2 separate regions of the Homo sapiens genome follow, and region 2 is linked to region 1. The links are chromatin loops, found by intact Hi-C in ENCODE. Cell type or tissue: mesothelial cell of epicardium. All regions are shown on one strand. Each heading gives the region's core, and the rest is flanking DNA. Links, peaks and the distances in the headings are about the cores only. Region 1 overlaps GRAMD1B (GRAM domain containing 1B). Region 2 has its middle 33 kb from the start of ZNF202.

Evidence for each region. Hi-C counts contacts between places; a loop is a spot of excess contacts. Peaks named below come from ENCODE experiments on the same cell type or tissue, not always from the same donor. Only the 100,000 strongest peaks of a DNase experiment are listed, where the experiment ranks them.
Region 2: it touches region 1 in a loop (4-fold over the local background); 3 of 110 quality-filtered maps call a loop at or near these places.

The regions. Positions count from the first base shown.
Region 1 is chr11:123,624,434-123,639,963 of GRCh38, reverse strand. It overlaps GRAMD1B (GRAM domain containing 1B), which reads right to left. Exons shown (of 20, transcript NM_001387025.1): 20 at 12,197-15,530. SCN3B (sodium voltage-gated channel beta subunit 3) reads left to right here. Exons shown (of 7, transcript NM_001040151.2): 5 at 1,640-1,778; 6 at 5,758-5,843; 7 at 6,188-10,776. The coding sequence ends at 5,821. It overlaps LOC124902777 (a long non-coding RNA gene), which reads right to left and starts at 1,425. Exons shown (of 2, transcript XR_007062929.1): 1 at 1,344-1,425. In mesothelial cell of epicardium, for the core only: no CTCF peak of the experiment used is centred there; a DNase peak (open chromatin) is centred at 10,563.
Region 2 is chr11:123,700,724-123,716,253 of GRCh38, reverse strand. No RefSeq gene overlaps it. Among named protein-coding and RNA genes, the nearest start is that of ZNF202, 33 kb to the left of the region's middle. RefSeq lists enhancers at 13,423-13,923, 13,924-14,424. In mesothelial cell of epicardium, for the core only: CTCF peaks have their summits at 4,579, 4,781 (motif pointing right) and 8,458 (motif pointing right); DNase peaks (open chromatin) are centred at 4,780 and 8,463.

The sequences.
Region 1 (15,530 bases), core at 7,531-15,530:
GGAGAGGTGGCTACAACATTTCTCCCACTAGCAAGGAGTAGATATATCAGGATATCTGCCATGTAGTATGTTTTAATGGTCCTTTTTGTTGATCATGAAACAAATAAGATAATATTTATTTTCACTCATTCAATAAGTACTTATTGAGCACTTTAAATATTCTAAGATTTATACAGCAGGCAGATAATCCAGAAATAAATATGTTCTCAATAAGCACACAGTCCACAGAAAAGAAAGATAAGCACAATACAACTCTTATAACAGATGGATGAGAAAAGTGCATGGAGGCCAGACGCGGTGGCTCACGCCTGTAATCCCAGCACGTTGGGAGGCCAGGGCAGGAGGATCACCTGAGGTGAGGAGTTCGAGACCAGCCTGGCCAACATGGTGAAACTCCGTCTCTACTAAAAGTATAAAAAATTAGCTGGGCATGGTGGTGGGTGCCTGTAATGTCAGCTACTTGGGAGACTGAGGCAGGAGAATCGCTTGAACCTGGGAGGCGGAGATTGCAGTGAGCCGAGATCATGCCACTGCACTGCAACCTGGGCAACAAGAGCAAAGCTCCATCTCAAAAAAAAAAGAGAAAAGAAAAGTGCACGGAGAAGGTTGTGAATAGCTCCGCATGAGAAGTTGGGGATGGTTTCACAAAGGAGGGGACCTCACAGGAATCTAGAACTACTGCGAGACTGCAAAGCAGGAGAGGATATTAGCACAGAACTAGCCGTGGGTGAAAGACACAATTCAGGAAGAGGGAAGAGGAAGAAAAGTTCACAGATTCTAACATACCACAGTGTGTAGCAGAAGTTTTTCTGGCCAACCAAATGGAAATGAGGTGAGAAAGCCCGGATTGTGAAGGCCCTTGCATGTCACGTGAACAGAGTTGGGGCTTCATCCTAAGGGGAGTGTGGAGCATTGAAGAGTTTTCAGCAGGGAAATGGCAGGATCCTAACTGTGTTTCAAAAGTACAGCCCTGGGGACAATGCGGTTGATACACTAAATCCTCCAATATTTATGTTTGGTTTTGGATGACCTGGAAGGTCTTGTTTCTAACCCAGACTTGTAGAGAACATGCGCATATCTCATGGAGGCTGTCTTTGTTGGCCCTGAATGAGTTTTCCAACGCTCTCTCCCCAGGAATACCACCCTCCACCACCGGCAGCTCAAAAGACAGAGGCAGTTGAAATAAGGCATGTTCCTTACATCTGTGTAGACTTTTAATCTCACAAGATGTTCTGAAATACATTAGATAATGTAATATTCACAAACCCCTGACTGGTGTTATTATCCTCAACCTACAAATTAAGAAACTGAGTCTCAAGTAAGGGAAATGGTTGTTTACACACCTGTAAATAGCAAAATGGACAGCCAGCTCTAGATATCTCACTTTGAGGCCAGGATTCCTTCCACTGCTCGGCTACTTCTTCCAGGCATCCCACTCCCTCTTCCCTGGCTCCTGAGCAGCTGATGACAGTCAGTGAGAAAGCCAATGGGCGGGAGAGTCAGGATTTGGAATACCTTTGACATCTTCTTGAGTTTCTTTACTCAGTCTTTATTTAAGCTGTACTTAAAAATATGGCTCCAATGACGGCTCTAGGTTTGCTGGATTTGCATATTCTGAACCTCATTCTCTTTCTTTCAGCTGGAGAGGACTTCACCTCTGTGGTCTCAGAAATCATGATGTACATCCTTCTGGTCTTCCTCACCTTGTGGCTGCTCATCGAGATGATATATTGCTACAGAAAGGTCTCAAAAGCCGAAGAGGCAGCCCAAGAAAACGCGTAAGTCCAGAGATGCCAAAGTAATAATGAAAGCTAGCACCTTCAGAATGCTTGCTCTCACAGGTGAGGTGCTAAGCAGTTTACATTCATCCTCCACCCTCTTCATGATCACTGCTTAAGAGATAGGCACCATTATTATACCCATTTTACAGATGAGAACACTGAATTTCGGAGAGTTGGCTTAAGGCAAACTCTTAATTCATTACGAAAAATTAAACATTTGCTTAATTCAAACATCACTTAGGAAACAAAGTGATGTTTGAATTCAGGCCTGTTGATTCTTGGCCAGCACACTTAACCACTAAGGCAAAGACCATCAGCTGCTACCACAACCCGTTAAAGTAATATTATTATGGCTGGGCATGATGGCTGTCACGCCTGTAATCTCAGCACTTTGGGAGGCTGAGGCGGGAGGATCACCTGAGGTCAGGAGTTCAAGACCAGTCTGACCAACATGGTGAAATCCCGTCTCTACTAAAAGTATAAAAAATTAGCTGGGCATGGTGGCACATACCTGTAATCCCAGCTACTCGGGAGGCTGAGGCAGGAGAATCCCTTGAACCTGGGAGGCGGAGGTTGCAGTGAGCTGAGATCGTGCCACTGCTCTCCAGCTTGGGTGACAGAGCGAGACTCCATTTCAAAAACAACAACAATAAAAGCCCAAAAACACAACAAAAAAGTAACATTATTATAACCGTTCTGTAAATGCCAAGCCGACTCATAGCAGCTTACCAAGGCACACAGATGGTAAGAGGAAAGGCTGAGATTTGAACCCAGGTCTCTCTAGTGCTAATGTCCATGCTCTTTCTATCTCATTGAACTGTTTGCTTTATACCATGGAGCTCCTCAGGCCATCTGGGCACTGCCCTTTGCTAGCAAAGGAGCTCCAAGCAACATGTTATTTCCCCTAGAGCCTGGCAGCGCTTAGATGTCCAGAGTGGGGACTCTAATCCTCTAAAGTCCAGCCTGTACCTTAGCCATTTGCTCAGAGACTCTAGTCACTTGAGGGTGAGCACATTTGAGAAACGGTGGGGTCTGTAAGAACAAAGAGTCTTAAGAGATCATGCTGGCTGGTTGTCTGGGGAAAGGAAAGATAGAAAAAACCCACAGATTTCTAGCAACATTGCTGAGGCAAACCGAAAACAGTCTAGGCTATTACCAGTTAGAAATGTTTGATAAAGAAAGCATCATTTTGGCCGGGCGCGGTGGCTCTCGTCTGTAATCCCAGCACTTTGGGAGGTCGAGGCAGGCAGATCATGAGGTCAGGAGATCGAGACATCCTGGTTAACATGGTGAAACCCTGTCTCTACTAAAACTACAAAAAATTAGCCGGGCATGGTGGCGGGTGCCTGTAGTCCCAGCTACTCAGGAGGCTGAGGCAGGAGAATGGCGTGAACCTGGGAGGCGGAGCTTGCAGTGAGCCGAGATCACGGCACTGCCCTCCAGCCTCGGCGACAGAGCGAGACTCCATCTCAAAAAAAAAAAAACAGAATAGAACAGAGAATGGAGGAGAGACAGTGTTCAGAGACAGAACGGCTGAGGGAGGGATGACTCTTCAGATTCAAGAAGCATAATATGCCCTGAGCAGGATGAATAAAATACATCTACACCTAAACACCAAGCATCTTTAAAGTGATAAATGGCAGCTACTAAGAGACCCTACAGCAAATATCATCTATGTGTTGAAACCTCAAGTGCCTGTAATATCAGGGACATATCAAGGAGACTGCCTCTCCCTGTTTCTATCAATATTGTGTTGGAAATCCTAGGTGAAGACCAAGTAAATACAAGGAAGAAAAAGACTTGGAAAGGAAGAAACTAAATTATCATTATCTATACCTACTATTTACATAGGATACCTAAGAGAATCTACAAAAATACTATTAGGACAAGGAAGAATATTCCACAAAATTGTTGATAGAAATCAAAATATAAAAATCACCTATATTCCAGCAACAAATTTAGTAACAAATTTAAATATTTAAAATATTAAAATGCTTTTAAAGTTACAATAGCAAGAAGTACTCCCCAGTTCCGGGGATAAATTTGACAAAAATATACAAGACATTTAAAGAAAAAGTTAGAAACCTTTACTGAAAGACTTTAAACGTAACTAGATGGAGAGTAAAACCTCACAATTGTAAACAATTTTCTCCCAAATTGATCTTCAAATTCAATGAAATCCCAATCAAAATGCCCATTAGATTTCTCAAAGAACTTAATAAGCTGATATTAAGTCACATGGAAGGCTAAGTAGCCAAAAATAGTCTTAACCAAGGGACAGCCAGATAATAAGTGTTTTAGGCTTTGCAGGCGCCATAGGTCCCTGTCATGTATTGTTCTTCTATTTGTTTGCAAACAACCATCCTTAGCTCTTAGGCCACAGTTTGCCCACCCTCGGTCTAAACCATTTCAAAGAAAGAGCAGTAAATTTGCAAGAGGTTGGTAGGATTTGTCTTATCGGAGATGAAGGTTTCCTTTGTTTTCTTTTTTTTTTTTTGAGACAGAGTCTCGCTCTGTTGCCCAGGCTGGAGTGCAGTGGCGCGATCTCGGCTCACTCCAAGCTCTGCCTCCCAGGTTCACGCCATTCTCCTGCCTCAGCCTCCCGAGTAGCTGGGACTACAGGCACCTGCCACCACGCCTGGCTAATTTTTTGTATTTTTTTAGTAGAGACGGGATTTCACCATGTTAGCCAGGATGGTCTCAATCTCCTGACCTCGTGATGCACCCGCCTTGGCCTCTCAAAGTGCTGGGATTACAGGTGTGAGCCACTGCGCCCAGCCAGATGAAGGTTTCTTACAGAGCTATCAGAATACAGAGTTTGTGATACTGCACAGGCATACGAAATGGACAAACAAAACAAAAAGCCACCAATCAGGTTAATGCATGTAGGAAAACCTGATATGTGAGAGAGATGACGTTACAGTGATTGAAGGAAGAATGAACTGCCCAGTAAGTGGTCTAGGGAAAATTCCTAATCTATATAGAAACAAAGAAAAACACAAAACAAAATTAGATTCCCCATCTCTCATACTAAACCAAAATAAATTATGAGGGGATTTAAACACAAAGTAAAATGTCAAACTTGAAAATTCCATTAAGGGAATATAAGAGACTCTCTTTATCACCATGCAATAGAGAGGATTTCCCAAATAAAATACAAAAGGCACAAATCCAAGAGGAAAAATAATTTTGATCACATTATATGTAAAGAATCAGCTGTTCATTAGAAGACTCCATAAGCAAAATTCCTAGACAAACAAGAGATTGGGAGAAATTGTCAAAACATGAAAGCATCAAAGGAAAATCAATGAGAAAAAGACAAAGATCTCAGAAGAACTGGAAAGCAGATGAACAAATTTCAGAAGCAGAAACCCAAATAGCCTGTAAACATGTGAAACAACTATAAAATATAATTTCACAGCTGTCATTTTGACCAACATTTTATTTTATTTTTGAGACATGGTCTCACTGTTGCCAGGCTGGAGTGCAGTGGTGCAATCATGGCCTCGACCTCCCAGGCTCAGGTGATCCTCCCACCTCAGCCTCCCAAGTAGCTGGGACTACAGGCACGTGCCACCATGCCAGGCTAGTTTTTTGTATTTTTTGTAGAGACAGGGTTTCACCATGTTGCCCAGGCTGGTCTTGAACTCCTGGGCTCAAGCAATTTTCCTGCCTTGGCCTCCCAAAGTGCTGGGATTAGAGGCATGAGCCTTGGCCAACATAATAATCTAACTAAATGCTGAAGACAACCTGGATAAATGAGAAGCTATACACTCCTGGTGGGTGTTCGTGTACATATATGGGGGAAATGATTATTTTAATCTGCAGAAAAGGTTGTTTTTCTCTTGAGAAACACAGCAGAAGGAAATGCAGAGCTGTTCTGTAGATCCTTGCTCCTGTGCCCTGCTCCTTCCCCATCTTGTGTTCCCACGCTGGGCACTGAAGCTCTGATTCCCTTTCCCTGTGTCCTCTATAGGTCTGACTACCTTGCCATCCCATCTGAGAACAAGGAGAACTCTGCGGTACCAGTGGAGGAATAGAACAGGAGCAGTGTGACATGAGGTGACCTACAGGAACATGGGAGGGGAAGGCAGATGTGGATGGCAGGTTGTACAAGTGACTTTGTTGCCCACAACTGAAGTGACTTTAAATTTGGTCCCTTAGGTCACTGTCTACCCTGCCTGGGGTCCCCGCCCTCAGGGTAATTCTTTAAGTCAGAAAGCTCTGTATGATGTCAGCGCTTCGGAAGGTGAACTGCTTTGACCTGAGTGTCGAGGCAATCTGAACTTGCCCATGGTAACAGAGGCACAGGATTCTCCAACTCCCTTCTTTGGTCAAAGAATTTTTGGGCTGGGCTGGGCTGGACTGGGTGGGAAATTCTCAGTGAGTTATTTTATCTTTGGTAGGTGGCCTGAACACCTGAGGGACTGGACATCCCATGTTCAGCAATGTCAATGGCATCAGGAGGGCGCCCCAAGGGCCCCATCGCTTCCCTTCATGCATCCATTGTTCTGTTCATTCATTCATCCATACATCCACCTGCCTCTGAGCTTTCACCTCTGACTCCCTAACTCCATCAGACCTCTACGCACCATAAGACTCTGCCAGAACTGAGAAGCCAACATTTCTACATAGACTCAACCTCACCCTCTCCTAGTTTTCCAACAAGACACTCCAAAGCCAACTGGATTTCTCCCCTGTGCTCCAAATGACTTTGTACAAGTGCTGGAGTTAGCACCTCCCTCTGCCCTTAACTGGCTGGAACTGGTTCATTCTCCATTACTGCAAGAGAATGGAAGTCTTAATAGAAGGAAGCAGGAGTGATTAGTTCGGGTTAAAGCAAAAGTGTGTCATGAACTTGGATTCCCTGAAGTCAGTTTTGTCAGGTTCATGGCCCACTTTGCTACAGCATCAGAGTGAAGCACGCCTGTCTAGGTTCTCCAGTGACAGAAAGATCCTGAAGCATGGACTAACATGCTCTCTGGAGCTTAGTACTCCAGAGCTAGATCCTGATGGGTCTCTAAGGTTCCCTCCAAGAAGACAAGGACAGGAGACTTGGGAAGGACCAATGGTAATTTAAGTGGCTCTTAAAAAGTCATGCAACATGTTTCTGGACACGTTCCTGATCCTATTGCGATAATGTATGTGTGCCCTCCCTGTGGGCACACCACCTGGGCATTAGGACTGAAATTCCTGAGTTCTTCCTCTCAAAATTTCTGTGCACCAGTATTATTCCTCATTTTACATACAGGAGGCAACTAAGACTCATACAGGGCTCAACTGAATAAGAGGCTTAAGAGGATAAACTGGAGCAGAAATAAGCCTTAGGTGCTGCCCAGTTTACACTTCCTGGGATGGATGTTTTTGTTTGTTTTGTTTTTTGTTTTTTTTGTTTGAGATGGAGTCTCACTCTGTCACCTAGGCTAGAGTGCAGTGGTGTGATCTCGGCTCACTGCAACCTCTGCCTCTTGGGTTCAAGCAATTCTCATGCCTCGGCCTCTCCAGTAGCTGGGATTACAGGTGTGCACCACCACGCCTGGCTAAATTTTGTATTTTTAGTACAGACAGGGTTTGACTATGTTGGCCAGGCTAGTCTTGAACTCCTGACCTCAAATGACCCACCCACCTCAGCCTCCCAAAGTGCTGAGATTACAGGCGTGAGGCACTGCGCCCGGTGGATAACTTTGTTTCTGAAAAGACTGACATTGAACTTGTCTATGGCAATGCTTCTTTCACAAGCACGGACTGGGCTGAGGTCAACTCTGATAGATTCAGATGACTAGAAATTGGCCAAAAAAGCAGGGAGAAGAACATGAGGTAGACTTAAAGAACTTCCTTTATGTAAAGATCTGTGACTCTGAAATATCCTCCAAAAGGAGAGTGCATCTGAGACTGATATTTAAACTAAGAAAAATGTTTAGTCTGAGATGGATCATAAGTAAATGAGCAGTGTGAGAGGGGAGGGATGGGTAGGTGCTTTCCAAATACTTCGCCTATGAATGCATAATTTTCAGATTTTTTTCCCCTAGATTTTGAGGGAGCAGAGAAACTGGAAAAAACTTTAGTCAATATCTCGTGTTTCATTTTAATTAAGTGACAGGTCCAAGTGTGACATCCTTCAGCACCCAGGGACAAGAGAGGGGAAAGATGCTTTATGGAATGTAAGAAGATGAAGGTGACTGGGATTCAGCGAGAGAGAGGTCCCTCAGACCTGGGACCTCCCTTTATAGGGAAAGACCATATTCCATAGGTTTAGGGCTTTACCTTAAAAGCTCATTTTTTTCATTCTTCCATCCCTAGGAAAGTACTTAAAACCAGACTTTTAAATTTTTATTTATTTATTATTATTTTTTTGAGACAGATTCTCACTCTGTCTCCCAGGCTAGAGTGCAGTGGTGCAATCTCAGCTCACTGCAGCCTCAACTGCCCCAGGTTTAAGCAATCCTCCCACCTCAGCCCCCAGGTAACTGGGACTACAGGCATGCACCACCATGCCTGGCTAATTTTTGTATTTTATGTAGAGACAGGGGTCTTGCCATGTCGCCCAGGCTGATCTTGAACTCCTGGGCTCAAGCAATCTGCCAGCCTCAGCCTCTCAAAGTGCTGGGATTACAGGCCTGAGCAACTGTGCCTGGCCCAAAACCAGACCGTTAACACATTAAAGAGTCTGATTTTGTTGAAGAAAATATTTGCAATAAATTCAAGACTCTTCTTATTGGTAATTTTCCACACAATCCCTCTGAAATAAGGGAGAGGATATAGACCTTTTTAACTTTATAGTTAGAAAAATTGGCCTCAGTGTGAAATTTTTCCAGTCCCATAGCTCATGGATGCCACCAGCTTGCGGTAGTAGCAAGATGCTTACTACCACACCGTTTTCCTCGGTGGCCCAATAGCTCGTGTATCTAAGTTGAACCCGGCAGTATGCATGATTGCCTTTTTCTCTTCTTTTTAAAAAAACCCAACTCAGATGCTGCTTGCGTGGCTTTTAATGAAGCTGAATGGTATCTATCACTTATTTATCCTTGACAGGTTATCTTCCCCACTCTTCCTTTTTCTAACTTCTCCATTCTTCTCATTCTTGACACTTTCATTAGAACTATATGGTTTACGAAGTATTTTCACTTAACTATTTTATTTCTTCTCTATAACTGGTCCTGTGAGGTCACATTACAAAAGAAGAAACTGAGGGTCTCTGAGGTTAAGTAGCTTTACTAAATTATAAGGAAACCTAGCTGGTAGGTAGACAGCAAGAATCCAGGTCTTCTGACTCCTCTTTCAGTTCTCTTTCCACTTAGACCATAGCTGCTTCCTTTTCTTATTTTTTAGCTTCCATCTAACCATTGCCTATCTTGCCTGTCCTAATGTTCTCCATCTTCTCTCACCCCTAATCCCACTCACTGCTTCTCTACCACTTTGCTTTTTGGTGGATGCTAGCAATGTGCTTTGAGAGTCAGTCCTATTTTGGTTCTCTTTCTAGTTGGTTTGTACATCATTATTTCTCCTGAATTGCAATTAAACTCCTTCCTGGGAGATTTGATAATGACTGTAAATCAATAAGGTACTGTGATCACCAGCCTACTTCCAATCTCCACCCACCTCCCTGTCTCTTCCCATAATCCTACGAAAGACCCAGACTAGATGTCTGTTTCTCTGGAAGCTTTATCTGGCATGATGTTGCTTATTAAAGGGCTTAGAAGAGTTCTCAAGGGCTATTAATATCACTTTAGAAACCCCATCTGTTGTCTTGGTGCTGGATATTTCCCATGTCTGATCCTCAATAACACAATTCACTAAAGGCCAAGCTTGGCTCAATCTGATTTTCCCATTCTTACTACTTCACAGCCATGAATGTGATTGCTCAATCCAGTTGGCCCTGAGAGCACCTTGCCCTGCTGACCTTCACTGTCACCTCGGTCTTGAATCAGAGCCCCAACCCAAACACTCCCTGCCTGTCCCTACCCCAGCCTTTATTCTCACCACTTGTTTAACGGCATGACCTTTTAGTTTCTCCATTCCCAGACACCCACACACCCAGACTTCCTTCTGAGTTGCAGGTTTCTCCTTAGATGTCCAACTAGAAATATTACTAGGAAAGTTACTTTTCAAAGCAGGAATGTGCTGGGAAGTAGGAGACAGCAACTCCCTCCTCTCTCCCCAAAATTATTGGATCAAAAAAGAAATTCCATCCATCTCAGAATCTGTGAGTCCTCCTCACATAAATCTGAGGGAAAAGGCTGTGTCACTGCATCTTTGCAGGAAGAAAGAGAAGCAAGAGCTAGACACACTTCAGAATATATCTTAGTTTCCCCTTTCCCAGTTTAACATGAAAATGAAAAAAGAAAAAAATGAAAAACAAAAACAAAAGAAGCCTTCCTCTCACCTCATTTTGTAAATGAAAAATCCCTAATTCAGTGAATTCACCTAGTCACTGCAAATGTATCTGAATAGTGCTTGGTGTGCTTGCCAGTCTGATCATCCACTCATTCTACTAACATCTTTTTGCACCCACTCTGTCAAGCTCTAGCCTAGACCTTTAGTGTGCCATGCAGTCACAGGTCTGAAAAGCAGCATCATCCAAACCTTACTTAATCTCTAAAATCTCAGCTGGTGGACAGCTCATGATTAGTTCAGCCCACTTCCTCCCCCTTAGTTGAGTTTGCAGCAGGACGCAGGAGATAAGCACTTCCAAGCAAGTCTGATTTATATATCAAACTCGGTCTCCATCCCAGGCCAGCTGACCCTCAGAGCCAGCAATGCTCTGTGCTTCCTCCCTGCGTCACGGCTTGGCAAGAGCTGCCTCTGCTGAGCAGTGTGTGTGATGGAGACGGAGGCCGCTGAAGGCCGAGTGCTTGCAGGCTTGTGAACTGCCATCGAACACAATCCAAACTCTGGAAATGTTCCTGACCACCTAAGCCCTCAACAACGTAATGCCTGTATGTGCTGTTTTTCAGTAAACTCCTTGTTCATGTCAATAAAGTATCCCTGAAAACCACTGTCTCTGGTTTTGCTCTACTTACTAAGTGTGTCTGCACCATAGACTATGGCTTCCCCCAGCACCCCAGCCTGCTTCAAATTCCCATACCCAATCTGTGGATATGCATGAGAATGAAAACCATGTAATAGCCTTACATTAAACACACACTAAATGTGTGATCTAGCCTCTCCGCTTCCCTTTCCTCCTCTACCCCAATACAAAGGAATACAAGAGTCACTTATGTTCTTGCCTGACATCAAACAAGTTTCCTTACCAGGCATCGAGGAGCTCCCTGCAAGGCTGACCTAATGAAGGGAGGAGCCAATCTGGCTCTCAGCTCCACCAGTTTAGGTAACATAAAAGAAGAACATGGAGCAGTCTCTCAACATTCATCTTCCTGGAAGTGTTAAGGCCCGAAGAGGGAAAAGTTCTATAAGAAACCATCATCGGGATTCACAGTCCACCACAATCTCCTGCAACAACAGTACTACTCATCATAAGATTAAAAATCGGCCGGGTGCGGTGGCTCACACCTATAATCCCAGCACTTTGGGAGGCCGAGGCAGGTGGATCACCTGAGGTCAGGAGTTCAAGACCAGCCTGGCCAACATGATGAAACCCCATCTCTACTAAAAATACAAAAATTAGCCGGGCATGGTGGCAGGCACCTGTAGTCCCAGCTACTCAGGAGGCTGAGGCAGGAGAGTTGCTTGAACCTGGAAGGCGGAGGTTGCAGTGAGCTGAGATCATGCCATTGCACTCCAGCCTGGGCAACAAGAGTGAAACTCCATCTCAAAGAAAAAAAAAGGTTAAAAATCATCCCAACGCTTTGGTAAGCTGAGGCAGGAGGATCACTTGGGGCCAAGAGTCTGAGACAAGCCTGAGCAACATAGTGAGACCCCATCTCTAAAAAAAATATATAGCCTAGCATGGTGGTGTGTGCCTGTAGCCCCAACTGCTCAGGAGGCTGAGGTGGGAGGAACACTTGAGCTCAGGAGGTCAAGGCCGCAGTGGGCCATGAATGCACCACTACCTCCAGCCTGGGTGACAGTGAATCTCAAAACAAAAGAAAATATTTTAGTATAATACCAGCAGCCATACCAAGAACGATGTGTGTTTTAAATGTATTATCTCTGAAACACTGAGGCTTGGAGTGACAGATGGGGCATAAGGCCACACAGTTGGTAAACAGTGATGCTATACTTTGTACTCAGGTCTGACTCCAAAATTTATCCATTCCAGTTGATCAGGCGGCCTCCCTCCCTCCCGTGAGAAGGTGGATGGCTGCGTGTGTGCGTGTGTGTGTGCGTGTGTGTCTATAAGCGTGCCTACAAACACATGCCTTCAGGACTTGCTGTGAGCCTACTTGGGAAGACCAGAAACATCTGAGGTGACGAGCATTCATAGATCAAGCAATAAACACGCACACCATTTATTATTGTAGTTCAATACTTTTTTCTTTTTAATTCATACTGTACTTCCATGGCTCTAGCTACTTTACATTAAGATTTGGCTGGGCAGCCTTGTGTGTTTCTAGGTACTAGCAGTAAGTTTTCTGACCTTGCGCACAGCGCCAGGCAAAGTACAGTTATAGATCCAAATACAGATGGCCAGACAACTCGACTGCACTCGACCCGTGTTCTTTCCCATAGATGGCCCAGTGCAGGTGTTGGGGCTGCTCCCTCTGCCTCACCCCACTCCACCCCACGTCAGGATTATCCAGGGGCCACTATGGCCTCTGACCCATCCCTCCCCACCTTGGAGTCTAGGTTGAGTTGGGGAAAAAGCACCATGGGTTTGGGAAGATGGTCTGGTCCATGCAGAGAGTGGTCTGGCCCTTGAGTGCAGGGTAGGAAAATGTGGGGAGCCACAAGCTATTGTTGGCAAAAATGGCTGTTTTGACTATGCAATCTCAGCACGTGGCACCCAAGCCCCAGGCCGATGCCCCAGACAGAGCCAGCTGCCTTGCCTGGAGCAGAGGCCACCCTTTTGCTTCTGCAATGTCTTATTGTATTGAGAGAAGCAAGGAGGGCTGAAGAACGACAATGTTCTTTAAGCCTTCAGATGTTGGGGAGATCGTCAGCATCAGCTCCTCCTGGCCGGCAAGGTGCTGCTCATCAGCTGCCAAGACTCCAGTCCTGGCTCCAGGGCCTGTTGAGGATCTCCAGTCACAAGACCCCGGAGCTGTTGCACAGAACATCAAAACAGGGAGCTGGCTGGGCCCTTCACAGCCATGGCCAGAGCAGAAGTGAGGTAACAAGGCTGGGCAGAGAGGTGGGAAGGGAGCTCTCTAAATAGTGTGCAAGTTTCTGCTCTGCACTATGACAGCAAGCAGGGGCCTTAAAAGATGGCCTTCCAGGAAAATGCTCCTCTCAGACCCAAAATGCATCTTCTAGAAGAAAACACAGAGGTGAAGAGGATTGGGGCCAACCTGCTGGAGGTTGGGGGAATGAAAGTCAAGGATGTCAAGGATGTCAAGTGGTGAATGGGATGATTGTCCCATAGCCTAGAGACAAGTGGCGAAGGTGGGGAGAGTCAGGAAGGGGCCCCGGAGATTCCTCCTGGAGGAGGCAGGCAGGGTATGAGGTGTAGGGAGGCCAGAGCCCTGCCATCTGGGGGAAGGGAGAAGAGTGCTATTTCTCCTGGGGGCAGTAGGAGAAAAGGGCTGGCTTTGGCTGCCCTGAAGAGCTTAAAGAAGTGGCATGGTATGACACAGAAAGTACCCTTCTGGGACCACAAGCATCCAGAAAGATACTTCCCCTAGTCCTTTCTCCAGGATCTCATCTTAGGGATACTGCCTGGAAATGTAATAGGTATAGTTCAAGTTTGGGTGGGGGGCAGGGACACGGAGAGAATCCACTTCTCACAAAGCATTCCTCTTGAGCTCTCTTTGTCCTCCCCATGTCATTCCAGGTTCTTAGTGTCAGTGTTCTAAGGCAAACCCAAGGGTTTTAGCCAAAGCTTCATACTAAATCCAAACCCTATCTTAACAAAAGAGAAGTGCTAGAACCAGAAGTGGCTACTCTCCACTGTTTCTTCTACCAATAAAGAGGAAGGATGGATAGATGAAAGGCTGAACAGACCCTAGAGATAGAAGATGAGCTCCATTGAAAAGAATGTTCTTCTCCCAACTTAGAGAAAGTCCAAAGGAAGATCCCTTCACAAACTAGGCCAAAGAGAAAGAAACCCTTCTAAGTGAATACTGAGCAATACATCAAGCTCGATCTCTCTCTCTCTCTCTCTCTCTCTCTCTCTCTCTCTCTCTCTCTTCCACTGGGCCTCCCCAGCCCTCCTAGCCACCTAAAGAATAAATTTTAATCACCCTGGGTCTCCTGGGAATGCAGACACTGCCCTACCACACCTCTAAATACTGGGAAGCTTCAGCCTCTGGGCTTGTTCCCTCCTGGCAGAGCAATTGAGAAAGTCCACCCAGTCTTCCCAGCCTCTGGCCTAACCCCCAAGATGATGTCAAAGCTAGAACCTACCTTAAAGATGATCTAGCCCAACTCCCTCCTGTGACAGGAGGATACTGAAGCTCAGAGAGGGGGAGTGACTTGCCCAAGGCCACAGAGCTTAGTCAATGGAAAAGTCAGGACCCAGGCTCAGGTCTCCAAACCGTCAGTGCAGTGCTCTTACACAGAGCTTCAAGCAGCTGATCTTGCTGGCCTGAGATGTAATCCTCTTGTCCCCAAAGAGGTGGATGAGGAAGGGAGAGAGTCGCACCATGATTAGCTTGTCTGAGGCCAGTCTTGTCAATTCTTTCACAGTAAGCTGTAATGGAACTTTAGATCCTATAGCTGTTCTTCACCTTGTTAGAAACTGCAAATTCTTTAAAATTGAGTGCAAACTCTCAAACATTTTACCACATAAGTCATTACAGAAAGACTCCTGTGTGTCCCCAGTAAACTAAAACGAACAATAAAAGCACTGGCTGGAAGAAGTTACATAAGAAGTAGTGATGTTTTGATGCTCCCTTGTAGACAGCAACTAGCCAGGCAAATGGCCAGGAATACAATGCTATTTATTTGTTTCACTCCAAGACTTATCTGCAAGGGTGAGTTAAGATGTCTTTCGCAAGCTATTGACTAAGGGGGAAGAGATTTTGTTTGGGAATGAATAGAGTTGTTGGTTTTTTCCTGGTATGATAGTCAAAAAATTATTGGAACACAGAGAGCCTACAAGAGATCCATGATTCTTAAAGGACATTCCCTATGTGCACACATTGTCTAGTGGGTTCAAATCGCTAAAAAACCAGGAGGGCTCTTCTGACATACTCAGTACTGCCCTCTCTGCCACCTTTTCCTCCTGGGAATGGTCCTGAGAGGTAAAGCAGAAGCAGAACAACTCCCTGCGGCCAGGTCTGCTCTGTCACTTGACTCCCAACAAAGAACCCTTTTTAAGTCATCCCAAAGGTCCCACCGTGGCACCTTTAATAATTAAATAACTTAAGGAAATAATTATGTATGGAATAAATTCAGGAATCTACAAGTTTTGCATTCAAAACTTTCTGGGAATAGTTTTGGCTTCTGGCTGTGCCAAGGGGGAGATTTCCAGCAGTCTGCACCATGCCTCCTTCTTTGGCTCAGAGCCCATGAGCCTTGATCCCTACCAGTGTCCCTCACCCAAAGGCCTGGACAAGAACTGAACAAGGACCCACTGGGCTGTGGGCATAGGCACTCTTCACAGGGATTACATGAAACTGCATTTCCTCCCATCTCCTCTTCTAGGGGAGGAATATCCACTCTAGCTCATGCCCTGGAGCCTCCTCACCC
Region 2 (15,530 bases), core at 4,216-12,215, 80 kb before region 1:
AAGGGCCAGGCGTGGTGGCTCACACCTGATATCCCAGCACTTTCAGGTGCCGAGGTGGGCGGATCACCTGAGGTCAGGAGGTTGAGACCAGCCTGGAAAATATGGTGAAGCCCCGTCTCTACTAAAAGTACAAAAATTAGCCGGGCCTGGTGGTGCACACCTGTAATCCCAGCTACTGGAGAGGCTGAGGCAGGAGAATCGCTTGAACTTGGGAGGCAGAGTTTGCAGTGAGCCGAGATCACACCATTGCACTCCAGCCTGGGTGACAGAGCGAGACTGTGTCTCAAAAAAAAAAAAAAAAAAAAAGCTTGGGAAGGAAAAGGAGTGTGGCAGGGCAGTTTGGGGAAATGCAGTGTCAAGAATGGATGGTTTTTCTCAGGCTAAGGGACACTTGAAGCTTTAGGGGAGTCAAACTAACATTTATTGAGCACCTGCTATTTTCCGGACACTGTGCTAGGAGGTGTATTTATACATATTGCCAAATTATATAAGCTGAGGAGAAGGAACAAGGGGAGACTGAAACACTGAAAAAGGCAGAGGAGATAATTGAGGAAGGAAATCTTTAAGAGGATACGATCAAAAGCACAGGTGAAGGGATTAGCATTGAAAAATATTTCATTCTGGGACAAAAGAAAAAGATGTTCAGGTGAACACAAAATGTGTTCAGCTCATAGAAGGGGGAAGGAAGGAAAATTAAGGCAATCTGTGACTGATGGTTTCTCTTTTTTTCTCCTGTGGTAAATGCTGTGGTCATCATCTGAAAATGAGGGATGTGGAATAAAGAAATGGGCTCAGGAAGAGAAGAGTTGGACTTAGGAATTGAGAGAAGGGGTTGGTTAATAATAACTAGGGAGGACTTCTGGGAGGATTTGAGGGTTCAACTAAAGTGTTATTAGGGAAGGTAGAATGGTCGGCTTTAACTGTGCAGCAAGCTTGAGATTGACTAGACACAACATCTGGCTCAATGGCCCTTCTCAAACCTCCTACAACCACTTTAACCCCTTGTGGCTTTGACTTAAGCTCTAATTTATTTTGTTAGGCTGGATTGTGTTAAGCTGATTAATAAAGTGAACTGACAACACCCTCACATCCCCTTAGATATTCATGTTTATTTCCTGGTAGGTTTTTGTTTTGTGTTTCTTGTTTTTGAAGAGTGGGTTGGGAGTTTCAACTAGTCAACTTTTTTATTTTTTGAGAGGACATGGTGGAGGAGTAATCATTTTCTGTGATCAGAACTATCATAAAGAGTACAGCGAAAGTTCAATCTAAATAAAAATACTGCTCCATCCATTATTCTCATATGAGAAGACTGTTACATGAACAGGGAAAATGATTGCACGTAATTGCTAAGCATAGGAAGCTTTGTTGCTAAACTGACCAACAAAAAGTTACAAATAATTATTGCTCTATATAAATACTTACTGCAGTGAATTTTCTTAATAAAAATCTGCCTGTAGTTTAATAGGGGGCATACCAACTAGAAGGCCCCAGAGTCAAGGAATTGTAGACTGTTAAGAGAGGCAAAAATGTATAGAGCACACCTAATGCAATCATTCAGAACATACAGTTCCTGTACTGAGGGATGAGTTTCTTCGTTTTTCTTTCATGCATCCAGAAAGTATGTAATAAACACCTATTGTTGGAGGTGTTAGGGAAGTAGCAGTAAACAAAAGAGACAAATATCCCCACACTCATGGAGCTTATAGTATGGTGAGGAAAGACAGTCAACAAAATAAAGCATTATTTAAATTATATCACATATTAAAAGGAAAAAAAACTGCCAAGAAGAAAAATTAATCAAGGAAAGTGGAGAGGAAGTTCCACGGATGGGTGAGGGGATAATCCAGGAAGGCTTCACTGGGAAGGTGACATTTAAACAAAGATGTGAAAGAGTTGGAGGAGCAATTTAAACAGCTATTCATGAAAAAGCATTCCAGAGAGTGAATAGCTAGTGTAAAGTCCCTGAGACAGAAGTGTGCTTGGTGAGCCTAGAACCCGGAGAGAGAGGGGAGAGCAATAGGAGATGCTCTTAGAGGGGCAATGAGGAGCCAGATACATGGGCTTGGAACAATTGTGTCTTTGATTCTGATTAAGATGGGGAGCCACTAGAGGGTATTGTTCAAAGAACTCACATATCATCTCACAACTATAAATATGCTGATAGCTGAGAATAGATTCTTGGCAGTTCAGGAAGAGACCACTAAGACACCACTTGGCAGGCTAACACAGTAATCCAAGCGAAACACATGCACAGTCTGGATAAGGAGCAGAGCAGTGGAAATGATGAGAAAAGGTAGAGTTCAAATCATATAATTAAAATAGAATTAACAAGATTTGCTAGTAAATGTGAGATTTGTTGGGGGGTGGGGAAGATGAGTTAAAGAGAATTGTATGATTTTGGACTGAGTAAATGGGCAAAGGTGGACGCCATTGATTAAGATGGAAAGATAGTAGGTGGAATACATCTCTTTAGCATCATCGGGAGTGTAGTTTGGACATGGGATGTTTGAGATGTCTATTTGACATTCTAGTGGAGATGTTATGTAAATAGCTAGCTATAAGAGTCTGCGAGAAAACTGAAACTGGACCCCTTCCTTGCACCTTGTACAAAAATTAAGTCAAGTTGGATTAAAGACTTAAACATAAGACCTAACACCATAAAAACCCTAGAAGAAAACCTAGGCATTACCATTCAGGACATAGGCATGGGCAAAGACTTCATGACTAAAACACCAAAAGCAATGGCAACAAAAGCCAAAATTGACAAATGGGATCTAATTAAACTAAAGAGCTTCTGCACAGCAAAAGAAACTATCATCAGAGTGAACAGACAACCTACAGAATGGGAGAAAATTTTTGCAATCTATCCATCTGACAAAGGGCTAATATCCAGAATCTACAAGGAACATAAGCACATTTACAAGAAAAAAACAACCCCATCAAAAAGTGGGCGATGGATATGAACAGACACTTGTCAAAAGAAGACATTTTATGTGGTCAACAAACATATGAAAAACAGCTCATCATCACTGGTCATTAGAGAAATGCAAGTCAAAACCACAATGAGATACCATCTCACACCAGTTGGAATGGCGATCATTAAAAAGTCAGGAAAAAACAGATGCTGGAGAGGATGTGGAGAAATAGGAACACTTTTACACTGTTAGTGCAAGTGTAAACTAGTTCAACCATTGTGGAAGACAGGGCGGCGATTCCTCAAGAATCTAAAACCAGAAATACCATTTGACCCAGCCATCCCATTACTGGGTATATACCCAAAGCATTATAAATCATTCTGCTATAAAGAGACATGCACATGTATGTTTATTGCAGCACTATTCACGATAGCAAGGACTCGTAACCAACCCAAATGCCCATTAATGATAGACTGGATAAAGAAAGTGTGGCACATATACACCATGGAATACTATGCAGCCATAAAAAAGGATGAGTTCATGTCCTTTGCAGGGACATGGATGAAGCTTGTAACTATCATTCTCAGCAAACTAACAGGGACAGAAAACCAAACACTGCATATTCTCACTCATAAGTGGGAGTTGAACAGTGAGATCACATGGGCACAGGGAGGGGAAGATCAGACCCTGGGGCCTGTCAGGGGGTCGGGGGCAAGTGGAGGGAGGGCATTAGGAGAAATACCTAATGCAGATGACAGGTTGATGGGTGCAGCAAACCACTATGGCACGTGTATACCTATGTAACAAACCTGCACTTTCTGCACATGTATCCCAGAACTTAAAGTCTAATAAAAAAATTAAAAGAGTCTGAGAGTAGGATTATAATATCTGCCCATTCATTAAACATTCATTGTGTACTTACTAAGAGCTCTGCTTCCAGGGAATTCATGAACTGGTGGGAAAGACTGGTCTCTAATGTATGAGATGTGCTACAGTAGATATATTAGAGAGCATATAAAAGGGATGGTCAAGGCCAGGCACAGTGCCCCATGTCTGTAATCCCAACACTTTGGGAGGCTGAAACAGGTGGATTGCTTGAGCTCAGGAGTTCAAGACCAGCCTGGCCAAGATGGCAAAACCCTGTCTCTACCAAAAATACAAAAATTAGACAGGTGTGGTGTCACATGCCTGTAGTCCAAGCTACTGATGAGGCTGAGATGCAAGGATTTCTTGAACCTGGGAGGAGGTTGCGGTGAGCCAAGATCAGGCCACAGTGGCACTTCAGCCTCGGTGACAGAGTGAGAACTTGAAAAAAAAAAAAAAGAAACAAAAAAAGGAAGGAAGAAAGAAAGAAAGAGAAAGAAGAAAGAAAAAGAAAGAAAGAAGGAAAGAAAGAGAAAGAAAGAGAAGGAAGGAAGGAAGGAAAAAGAAAGAAAGAAAGAAGGAAAGAAAGAAAGAAAGAAAGAAAGAAAGAAAGAAAGAAAGAAAGAAAGAAGGAAGGAAAGAAAGAAAGAAAGAAAAAGATTGGTCAACTTTGCCTAAAGAGATGATTCAAGTAACAACAGAGGCAGAACAGGTAGTGGTTAAGAGCACAGGCTCTGGATTAATAAACCTACGGACCAGGATTTGAATCCTACCTTCATCACTTACTAGCTGTATGACCTTGGGCATGTGAGTTCATCTTACTTCATATCTCTAAGGCCTCTCATAAGTAAAACTGAGATATTAATAGATCTCTTAGAAGCCAACATTTTTTATTAATTGTAACCAAAACCTGAACTCAGCTGCCCTGGTTCTGGCAAAATAAGCCAAATCACCAAAGTCAGGACTTGCAGTTTAAAGAATTACCACTAGAGGTCGACTCCCAGTGCTGGAAGCTCGCTCAGTCCACAGGGACTCTAACTCTGCAAAACGGTGGAAATAGGGAAATGTCTGGAATTATAAATTTTTGAAAGCTTTTTACTGCTAACCAGTGAGGTTTTTGGACCCAAACTCCTCATAGGCAATTAAGCTGTGAGGCAATGTATACAACTTGCGGCACTCTGACATGAGCAATCTAAACAAGTAAGTAAAAGTGATCAGAATGCCTGAGGTGCTGAAAAACACAACACCATGCTCAATTTCTTGACCTTTTGTTGTTGTTGTTTTACTTGAGATGGAGTCTCGTTCCGTCATCTGGGCTGGAGTGCAGCGGTATGATCACGGCTCACTGCAACCTCCATGTCCTGGGTTCAAGCCATCCTCCCACCTTAACCTCCTGAATAGCTGGGACTACAGGCATGTGCCACCACACTTAGCTAATTTTTTGTATTATTTGTAGAGACAGGGTTTCATCATGTTGCCCAGGCTGGTCTCAAACTCATGGGCTCAAATGATCTGCCTGCCTTGGCCTCCCAAAGTGCTGGAATTACAGGCATGAGCCACCACGCCTGGCCAACCTGTCTTCTTATTACACCAAAATCCCATTCATCCTTTCTAGAAGTGAATATAAGTTGGAATGGGCAGGGGGAAGGGATTAGTGCCCTCACTAAAGCCAGTACCCCAGCATCTGTTCTTCTTCCTGAAAGTGACTGGCCACCATTGACCTAAATCAGAAACCTATGATTTGTCCCAGATTTTTCTTTTTCCCTTGCTCTTCATATCTATCAGTGATACTAATTCTAAACTAACCTTAACGAACTGCATCTGTGCCCCTCTCTCATCTCTCCTCCCTCACTTTCAGTGCATTGACTGAGGCTACACCATGTGAATTATTACCATGGCATGCTAACAGAATTATTGCTTCCAATGGTACCATGCCATAATTCATCCTTCATATGGTTGCCAATAAATTTTTAAAATATTTATTTGTATCTGCTACTTCTCAGGTTAAAAGCTTCCCAGCATGTTGAAGATGGAATGCAAACAGCTCTGCATGCATGCCCTTTGCTCATGCAGCTCCTATTGTCCATCCCCCACTCTTACCCACTCTTGCTGGATAATTCCTTTTTATTCTTAAGACTTCATCCAAGAAGCAAGCTCTCATATTTCCTTCATATACTTCTGTCATAGCCCTTTACATATGTTAATCATCTGTTACCTTTTCTCTTGGAAGGCAAACACTGTCTTTCATTGTTTTTTGCCAACATCTAGCAGAATTTTTGGTTTATATTAGGAAATAAATAAATGTTTGTTGCATTGTAATGTCAGAAGAAGTCTAGGAGAATGTGTAAAAGTCGGGTGATGGCTTGGTGCGGTGGCTCACGCCTGTAATCCCAGCACTTTGGGAGGCCGAGGCTGGCGGATCACAAGGTCAGGAGATCGAGACCATCCTGGCCAACATGGTGAAACCCCATCTTTACTAAAAATACAAAAATTAGTTGGGCGTGTTGGCACGTGCCTGTTAATCCCAGCTACTTGGGAGGCTGAGGCAGGAAAATCACTTGAACCAGGGAGGCGGAGGTTGCAGTGAGCCCAGATGGCACCACTGCACTCTGGCCTGGTGCCAGAGCAAGACCATCTCAAAAAAAAAAAAAAAAAAAAAACTTGGGTGATGAGGTCATAGACACTTTTTGTGAACTGCTGTGAAGAAATTCAAGAATACATCTGCTCACAAGAAGCATCAGAGGAGGCCAGGCGCAGTGGCTCACCCAAGTAATCCCAGCACTTTGGGAGGCCAAGGCGGGAGGATCGTTTGAGCCCAGGAGTTCCAGACCAGCCTGGACAACATAATGGGACCCCCGTCTCTACAAAATAATTTTTCAAATTAGCTGGATGTGGTGGCACACAGCTGTGGCTCCAGCTACTGAGGAGGCTGAGGTAGGAGGATTGCCTGAACCTGGGAGGCTGAGGTAGGAGGATTGCCTGAACCTGGGAGGCTGAGGTAGGAGGATTGCCTGAACCTGGGAGGCTGAGGTAGGAGGATTGCCTGAACCTGGGAGGCTGAGGTAGGAGGATTGCCTGAACCTGGGAGGCTGAGGTAGGAGGATTGCCTGAACCTGGGAGGCTGAGGTAGGAGGATTGCCTGAACCTGGGAGGCTGAGGTAGGAGGATTGCCTGAATCTGGGAGGCTGAGGTAGGAGGATTGCCTGAACCTGGGAGGCTGAGGCTGCAACGAGCTATGATAGTGTCACTGCACCCCAGCATGGGTGGTAGAGACCCTGTCTCAAAAAAAAAAAAAAAAAGTATAAGAGGAAAGGTGCAGTATCATATCTCCCAGTGCTTAAAATATTGCCAGCCTAAGACACCTACTACTGGCCTTTATCAGAAGCGTATTGCCACCCCAGCCTATGTCCTCCAACAGTGTGACAGTGACTGGGAGGTCACGCCCATGTGAGCTCTAGCCTGTAACCTGGACAGAGACTTTACCCATGGGCACTACAATGTTTCTAAACCTGATCAAGCCAGGCACGGTGGCTCACACCTATAATCCAAGCACTTTGAGAGGCTGCGGTGGGAGGATCGCTTGAGCTCAGGAGTTCCAGGCCAGTCTAGGCAACATGGTGGGGACCCCATATCTACAAAATAATGTTGTTTTAATTAGCTGGGCATGGTGGCACATGCCTGTAGTCCTAGCTACTGAGGAAGCTGAGGTAGGAGGATTGCTTGAGCCTGGGGTTGAGGCTGCAGTAAGTTGTGATCACACCACTGCACTCCAGCCTGGGTGACAGAGCAAGACCCCGTCTCAAAAAACAAACAAATAAACCTGATCAATCCATTGTTACCATTTGTCTTGGTGGTGGATTGAGGAGCAGTGAGTAGAGGGAAGAAAGAGTTGAGAAGAGCAGTGAAGTTCGCCACCTCCTCCCCACCTCAGTACACTTTATGGAAAAGTATTTTCAACTAGGGCCATCTTGTTCTATGTGTAACCCTAATAGAAGCTGGGGTCTCACATGGCCTACCGTCTACAGCAGCTTATACTCAAAGGAAAATATACCAAAGTTCCAAATCCTTGAAAAATTATATATATATTTTTACTATAGGTTTTCTTAGAGCAGTCACACTTTAGGACACACACGTTTGGGTTTATAGTACCTGTGACAATGCCTGGTACAGAATAAATGCTCAATAATATATGTTGAATGATGAATGAGTGAGTGAACGAATGAACGAACAAACACCTATTTTAAGGCATTTATTATAATACTCCAGGCTGATTTTTTTGTTTCTTCCTTACTAGCCTATGAGCACCTTATATCTCTTGAATAAACTTCAGGACTAGAATATAGTAAGTACTTATTGTTTCATCTATGAATACAGCACCCAACTCTTGAAAATGTAAACAATTACTAAAGAATTTAGTTTAGTGAATTGTTTAGTAATTGTTTAGTAAAGAATTTAGTCATTGTGGAACTTTTTCTGTTCCACAAGTTTGCACTTTAAATTGAGTTTTTAAAAATGAAAGTACATATAGAAAATATTTTTAAAATCAAGTATGCAGAGGCAATTTGCAATATATACATATTTTTTAAATCGTACATAAGAGAAAGCTCACATGGAAAACAATGAATTATCCAGCCAGCTGGCTTTGCATCCTCCACATCTCATTCCCTGCAGACACCAGATGGCGACATTTTGCCATGATCTGCTGAGTCCTAGACGTTTGACAATGTATTCAACGAATGTATAACATGAGTCTTACGTTAGGCACTAAGAATTCGTAAATGAGTGACGCACAGACCTTGCATATCAAAGGGCTTATCATCTATTTGGAGAGTAGATAGATATACGGATAACTTAAAAGCACAATTAGTATGATACAAAATAATAGCTAACATTTTTGAGGTGCAAGGGACCTGAATAGGCACTTCACAAGTGAGGATATCGAAATGGACAAAAAGCGCAGGAAAAAGTAATCAACATTTTTAGTCATCAGGAACATGCAAATTGAAAGCTCAATGAGATACTACCCTATTGCCACTAGAATGACTAAATGAAAAGAATTCAGAAAACCCAGTGATGGTGAAGCAGCTGAGCAACTGGAAACCTTTCACACTGCTGGGAGGAATGTAAACTGTTACAAGCACTTGCACTGCTTGTACTACCAAGAACTGCTTGGTAGGATCTACTAAAGTTAACCTTACAAATACTCTATGCCCTAGCAATTTCACTGCTGGGTGTATATCAACGGAAATGAGTGCTTACATAAACCAAAGACATGGGTAAGTAGCTCATAGAAAATTATTTTTTTAACAGCAAAAAAAGGAAGCAACTCAAATGTCCATAAATAGTACAGTATATAAATAAATTGTGGTATGCAATAAGTGGAATGTTATACAGCAATGAAGACCAAAATGTTATTGCTACTTGCAGCAACATGAATGAATCTCACTAAAAATATAATATTGATTGAGAGAAGCCAGACTCTAAAGATCACATAATGTATGATTATATTCATGTGAAGTGGCCAGGTGTGGTGGCTCACACCTGAAATGCCAGCACTTTGGGAGGCCAAGGTGGGCGGATCACTTAACATCAGGAGTTCAAGACCAGCCTGGCCAACGTGGCAAAACCCTGTCTACTAAAAATACAAAAATGAGCTGGGTATGGTGGCACAGGCCTATGGTCCCAGCTACTCAGGAGGCTGAGGCATGAGAATCACTTGAACTTGGGAGGTGGTGGTTGCAGTGAGCCAAGGTCGTACCACTGCACTCCAGCCTGGGTGACTGAGACTCTGTTTCAAAAATTAGATAGATAGATAGATAGATAGATAGATAGATAGATAGATAGATATGATAGATATAGATGATAGGTATAGATGATAGATAGATATAGATGATAGAGATAGATATAGATGATAGAGATAGATAGATAGATACACACATACATACATACATACATAGATGAAGTTTGAGAACAGGAAAAACTAATCTATGGTGATAAAGGTCAGAATATTGGTTACTTTGGTGGGAGTTGGATATTTACTGAAAGGGAGTAGAAGTGAGCCTTCTGTTGTGCTAGAAATGTTCTGTATCTTGTTCTAGGGGTTGTCACAGAGGTATATACAGATGTAAAGATCTATTGAGGTGTATACAATTTGGACACTTCACCACATATAAATTATTTCAACAAACAAGTAAATAAAAAGAAAGCAATAGCTTAACATCACTGAATATTTTTTAGAGGCAAGGCATTTTATCTACATATAAATTATCTCACTTAGTCATTACAATAACTCTGTGAGGGATGCTCAGTTACTAACTCCAGTTTACAAACTGGGAAGCTGATGTTTAGGGTGCTAAGTACCGTGTCCAGGTGTCCATCATATGCATACGGCCGAGGAAGAAGACAGGTCAGTGTGGTTCCAAAGCCCCAGCAATAGTCCATTATTCAGATGTTTTCCCATTTTCACAAGGCCCAGTGGGAGTGATGAATTCTGGCTTATGGGAAAGTTGATTAACAAGGACTTCAAAGAAGAAGATGATTCATTTATACCAAACAATAAACTGAAATGTTTTGTTTCCTTGCTTCCTACTAGAACTATAGAATCCTGGATTTGGAAGGGGATGTGGCAATTGTCTGGTCTATCCAATCTCTTCATTTTCTATGTGAAGGAATTAAAGCTTAGAGTGGTGACAACACTCATTTAATGTTAGCAAAGGCCAGGGCTAAGGTCAATTGGAAAACAGCTGATTTTAACCAGAGAGGTTACAAAATTTGAGGCCACTCAGAAGTAAGTGGCAGAGCCAGCAACTGAATTCAGGCCACTGTGTGGTAGAGTCCTGACTCCTAGCCCAGTGTCCCATCCACCACCCCAGCTTGCCTCTAAAATACACTGAAAAGTCAGTCAATTAGAAGGGATTGGCATGATCTTGGTCGACTGGGGTGGGAGAGGTGGGCATGTGGAGACAGGAAAAGATACATTCAACACACACCACAAGCCAACAGCTCAAGGGTAGCAGGGAAAGGAACAGAGGTCTAAGAAAAGCAAATTCAAAGGGAAGGGATTTTGGCAGCAAATATTAGGACCATGTCCTGGCCAAGATAGAGTAGGCTCTCTGCCTGTGTAGATGGCTCTAGGGAGTGGAGGGAGCACTGATTTTGAACCCATACTCACCCAGAATGAACTTCAAGAGGTCCCTTGACTTTAGTGAGCTTAGGAAATTCAACACAACAGTTATTTTAAAAATCAGAGAATATACTGCTGTTCGAATAGGATAAGTGGATATGAAAAAAGTAACTGAAAAGCAGTAATTTTAAGAAACTATCGGCCAGGCACAGTGGCCCACACCTGTAATCCCAGCACTTTGGGAGGCCGAGGCAGGAGGATTGCTTGAGCCCAGGAGTTTGAGACCAGCCTGGGTAACATGGCAAGACCTTGTCTCAAAATAAATAAATAAATTTAGATAAATAAATTATTTTTTTAAAAAAGCAAAAAAAATTACTTCTTATGAAAATTGTACCCTCAAATACATAAAAAGGCCTTAAACTCCAGGCTACAGGAACTCCAAGAAAGGATGGTGTCGGTGGGTTGGCAGGTGGGGATTCAGACAGGGAGACTAGTCTGCTTGCCCTGTTGAATCAGGCCAAATCCAAATGCAAACAAATCACACAAATAATTGGTTATTGCCAGCCAATGAAAGACAACTTTGAGTAGAAAGAAACCAGCACTGGAAAACCATCTAATTTCAGCCAAGGAATCATTTCAAGACTTGAATTTAGACTTGAAAGAAGAAAAGCACAGTTTCAGCAAAGCTCAATTAATGTATAAAAAATCCAACTTGGATTGAATTGTAGGCCTGTCTCAGCACTAAGGTAAGATGCTTATCTGGCCAAGGCGCCACAGCCCAGAGACAACAGCTTATGCCAGCTCCTCCCCCTCTTTCCACTCTTTCTACCAGCCCCTCCCTCTCCTCCAACAGAAGTTCCTGGTTTTTCCCACACCTTTTGTGATTCTTGTCCACTTCTCAATGTCCCATTTCATTTACGAGTGGCCTAATATACCGATGGCCTTTGTCTTGGTACAGGTGTCTTTGCTGAATCTTTTCCTGCATTGTATTCTTTTACTATGGCAGCTATGACAAATTTGGTGGCTTAAAACAGAAATTTATTATTTCTTAGTTCTAGGAACCAGAAGTCCAAAACCCATTTCACTGGGTTGGAATCCAGGTGTTGGCACGGCTGCCCTCATTCTAGGGCAAGCTTGTCCAAACTGTGGCCCTTGGGCCAAATGCAGCCCAGAACATCTTTGAATGCGGCCCAACACAAATTTGTAAACTTTCTTAAAACATAACGAGACTTTTCTGCGATTTTTTTTTAAGCACATCAGCTATCATTAATGTTAGTGTATTTTATGTGTGGCCCAAGACAATTCTTCTTCCAATGTGGCCCAGGGAAGCCAAAAGTTTGGACACCCCTGTTCTAGGGGCTCAAAGGGAGAAGCTGATCCTTGCCTCTTCCAGCTTCTGGTGGCTGCTGGTGTGGCATTCCCCGGCTGTGGCTGCATCGCTCCAAACCCTTCCTTCACCTTTACGTGGCATCCTGCTTCAGGTGTGTGTCATCTCCCTTTTGCCTCTCTTGTATAGAGACACTAAATGGCATCCTGGTCCCATCTGGATAATCCAGAATAATTCCAAAATATTTAATGAGATTTGTTACCATGTAAGGTAAAATTAACTCTTTTTTCAAATGTGACAAGTTCCAGGGGTTAGGACAGAATCTCTTTGGGTAGCCATTATTCAGCCTATTACAGTTTTCAGCCCTTAGAACCAAAAACCTGAGGGTCATCATTAACTGCTGTCTTTCTCACACAACCTACATCCAATCTATCAGCAAATGTTATTGGTTCTATCTTTGTAAAAATCCCGAATCCTGCTACTTCTGTCCACCTGGATCCATCATGAGCCTGAGCCACTCTCACTTTTGGCCTGGACTTTTGCAATGGCCTCCTAATGGATCTCCCTGCTCCTTCCCTGAGCTCCTTACAATCTCCATGGCCACGGAGATAATTTTAAACATAAATCTCATTGTGTCATTTCCCTTTTCAAAATGTTCCAACAGCTTCACATCATATTTAAAATAAAATCCCAGCCAGGCACGGTGGCTCATGTCTGTAATCCCAGAACTTTAGGAGGCTGAGGCAGGAGGATCCCCTGAATCCAGGAATTCAAGACCAGCCCAGGAAACATAGCAAGATCCCGCCTCTACACAAAGGACAAAATTAGCCAGGAGTGGTGGTATGCAGCTGTTGTCCCAGCTACTTGGGAGACTGAGGTGGGAGGTTTGCTTGAGTCCAGGAGAAAAGGCTTCAATGAGCCATAATCATGCCACTGCACTCAGCCTGGGTGACAGTGAGATTTTGTCTCAAAAATAAAAGAAAATCCCAAGCCCTTACATGGTCTGTGTTGCCTCTGCAACTCCATGTTACGTCTGCTTTGCTCCTTGTACTCCAGGTACACTGGCTTCCTACTGCTCATCAGAAGTGCCATGCCCCTTCTTATCTCAGGACCTAGCACTTTCTCCTCCCTCTTTGGGGCCACTCTCCCCCAGAGATTTCCACAGCTTGCTCCTTGACTACGTCTCAGTGTCTGTCATTTCCTCAGGGAGACCTCTCCTGACACCCAGCTTAAAACAGCATTTCTGTCACTCTCTGGCTCCATATAATCATTTTCTTTGAGACACTCAGCACTATCTCACATTATATCATGTATTTATTTGTCTGATTGCTTATCTCCAAATCCCCCCCGACCCTTCAATTAAAACATTAATTTCCTGGGAGCAGGGAACATGCCTCTTTTGTTCACCACTGGATCTCTAGTGCCTAGAACAGTGCCTGACACAGAAAAAGAACACGTTAAATAATTTTTGAATGAATACATGAATGGATGATTGAAAGATTTCAGGGGGTGGATGGCTGGAATGTGAAAGGAAACTCTTAAAAGGGACTGCCCTCCGCTTCCCCACCACAAACCCAAATCATTTTAGTGGTGATTCTTCCAAGCTTGAACAACCCTGCCTGCTGCAGCTGAACGTCAGCCAGAGGCAGCAACTGCAGCCGCCCCCATCTCAGCTTTCCGGCCACCTCCCAGGGGACGTGGGCAGGGAGGCCACGTGGCAGGAAAAGCGACCTAGGAGAGCAGTTAGTAAGGGACTGTGTTTGTGTTATGGCAGCTGCTGGCACATGAAAACTCTATGCGTTAAAAGAAGTACAACCTATTGGGATTCTCTGCAAGTTCTTAGCAGGAAAATCTGCATTCGTTGCCCCACTTGGAGCAGTAGTTGGAAAAGACTGGAGCCACAAGGCCAATGCCATTTGCACCCCTTCCAAGGGCCTCTGTGGCGCATGGGTCCAAACCTAGTGCCTTCTTTCCACTTCAGACACCATTCCCACCACCCCACCAGCCCCTAAAAAGAGCAGTATTTGCCAGTGGCCAATAGAAACCAACATAAAATAGAGAAGCCATGTCACATATTCATGAACAACCTAGATTTTAGAGGCAAGCCTCAATTAGAATTCCCAATGTGGATTGCTGGTGTGTGTACTTGGATGAGTCCTTATCCATAAAATCAAAATAATGTCTATCTCTTACGAATGTTATGAGGAGAGAATGTTCTAGCCCAGCACAGGACCAGCATGGTTATCTTTGGTTGGCCTTTATAAAAGAATGGAGGGCAGGGAGGGAAGCAGTAATGGTCAGCGTGCCAACATTCTGAGACTTGCTTGGCATGGCAGTAAAGCCATAGAACCACAGAATGATGGGGTTCAAAAACACTTGGGAGATTAAAAACAACAATCACCACAATAACAAAAAAAAACTTGCATTTTATTTATTAAAAAAAAAAAAAAAGTGCCTATAATCCCAGTACTTTGGGAGGCCGAGGCAGGCAGATCACCTGAGGTCAGGAGTTAGAGACCAGCCTGGCCAACATGGTGAAACCCCATCTTTACTAAAAATACAAAAATTGGCTGGGTGTGGTGGCAGGCACCTGTAATCCTAGCTACTTGGGAGCCTGAGGCAGGAGAATTGTTTGAACCCGGGAGGCAGAGGTTGCAGTGAGCTCAGATCACGCCATTGCACACTAGGCTGGGCAACAAGGCAAGACTCCATCTCAAAAAAAAAAAAAAAAAAGTAACTGGGCCTAGAAAGATGAACCGATTTGCCCAGAATCATACAGCTAGTTAATGGCAAAGCCAGGGCTAGAACCCAGACCTCAGACCTCTGGCCTTTGGCCCGTACTGTTGCTCCTTGGGGTTTTCAACAGCCTGGTTGATTTGTGAGTCCTCCTGCCTTCACCACTGCCCAGGCCTCAAACCACACAGTTCAGGACCAGCTCTTACAGCAGATGAGATCAGACCCAGCCACAGCCTCACAAGGCCGGCAAGGACTCTGCCCCCAAACCCAGTTCTCTAATTTTTCTTCCTCCATCCATTATAGCCTGTGAGCCTCAGACTCCTTGCTCCCCGCCCCTTCTCAGTAGAACACCTCAGTCACGTGGCCCATTGGCCTGTTGTGAAATAAAACATTTCCTGGAGGTGGAATGCTGAGAAACTGCAATGTCAATCTGAGATCCCTGTGCTCAGGTGGCAACAAAAACACTCAAGGTAGTGGGTTTCCCAGCTTAGGTCTTTGTAGGGCATGTGCCTCAGTCTCTTCATCTATAAAATGGGGATAATAATATGAACTCTTTCATAGGGTT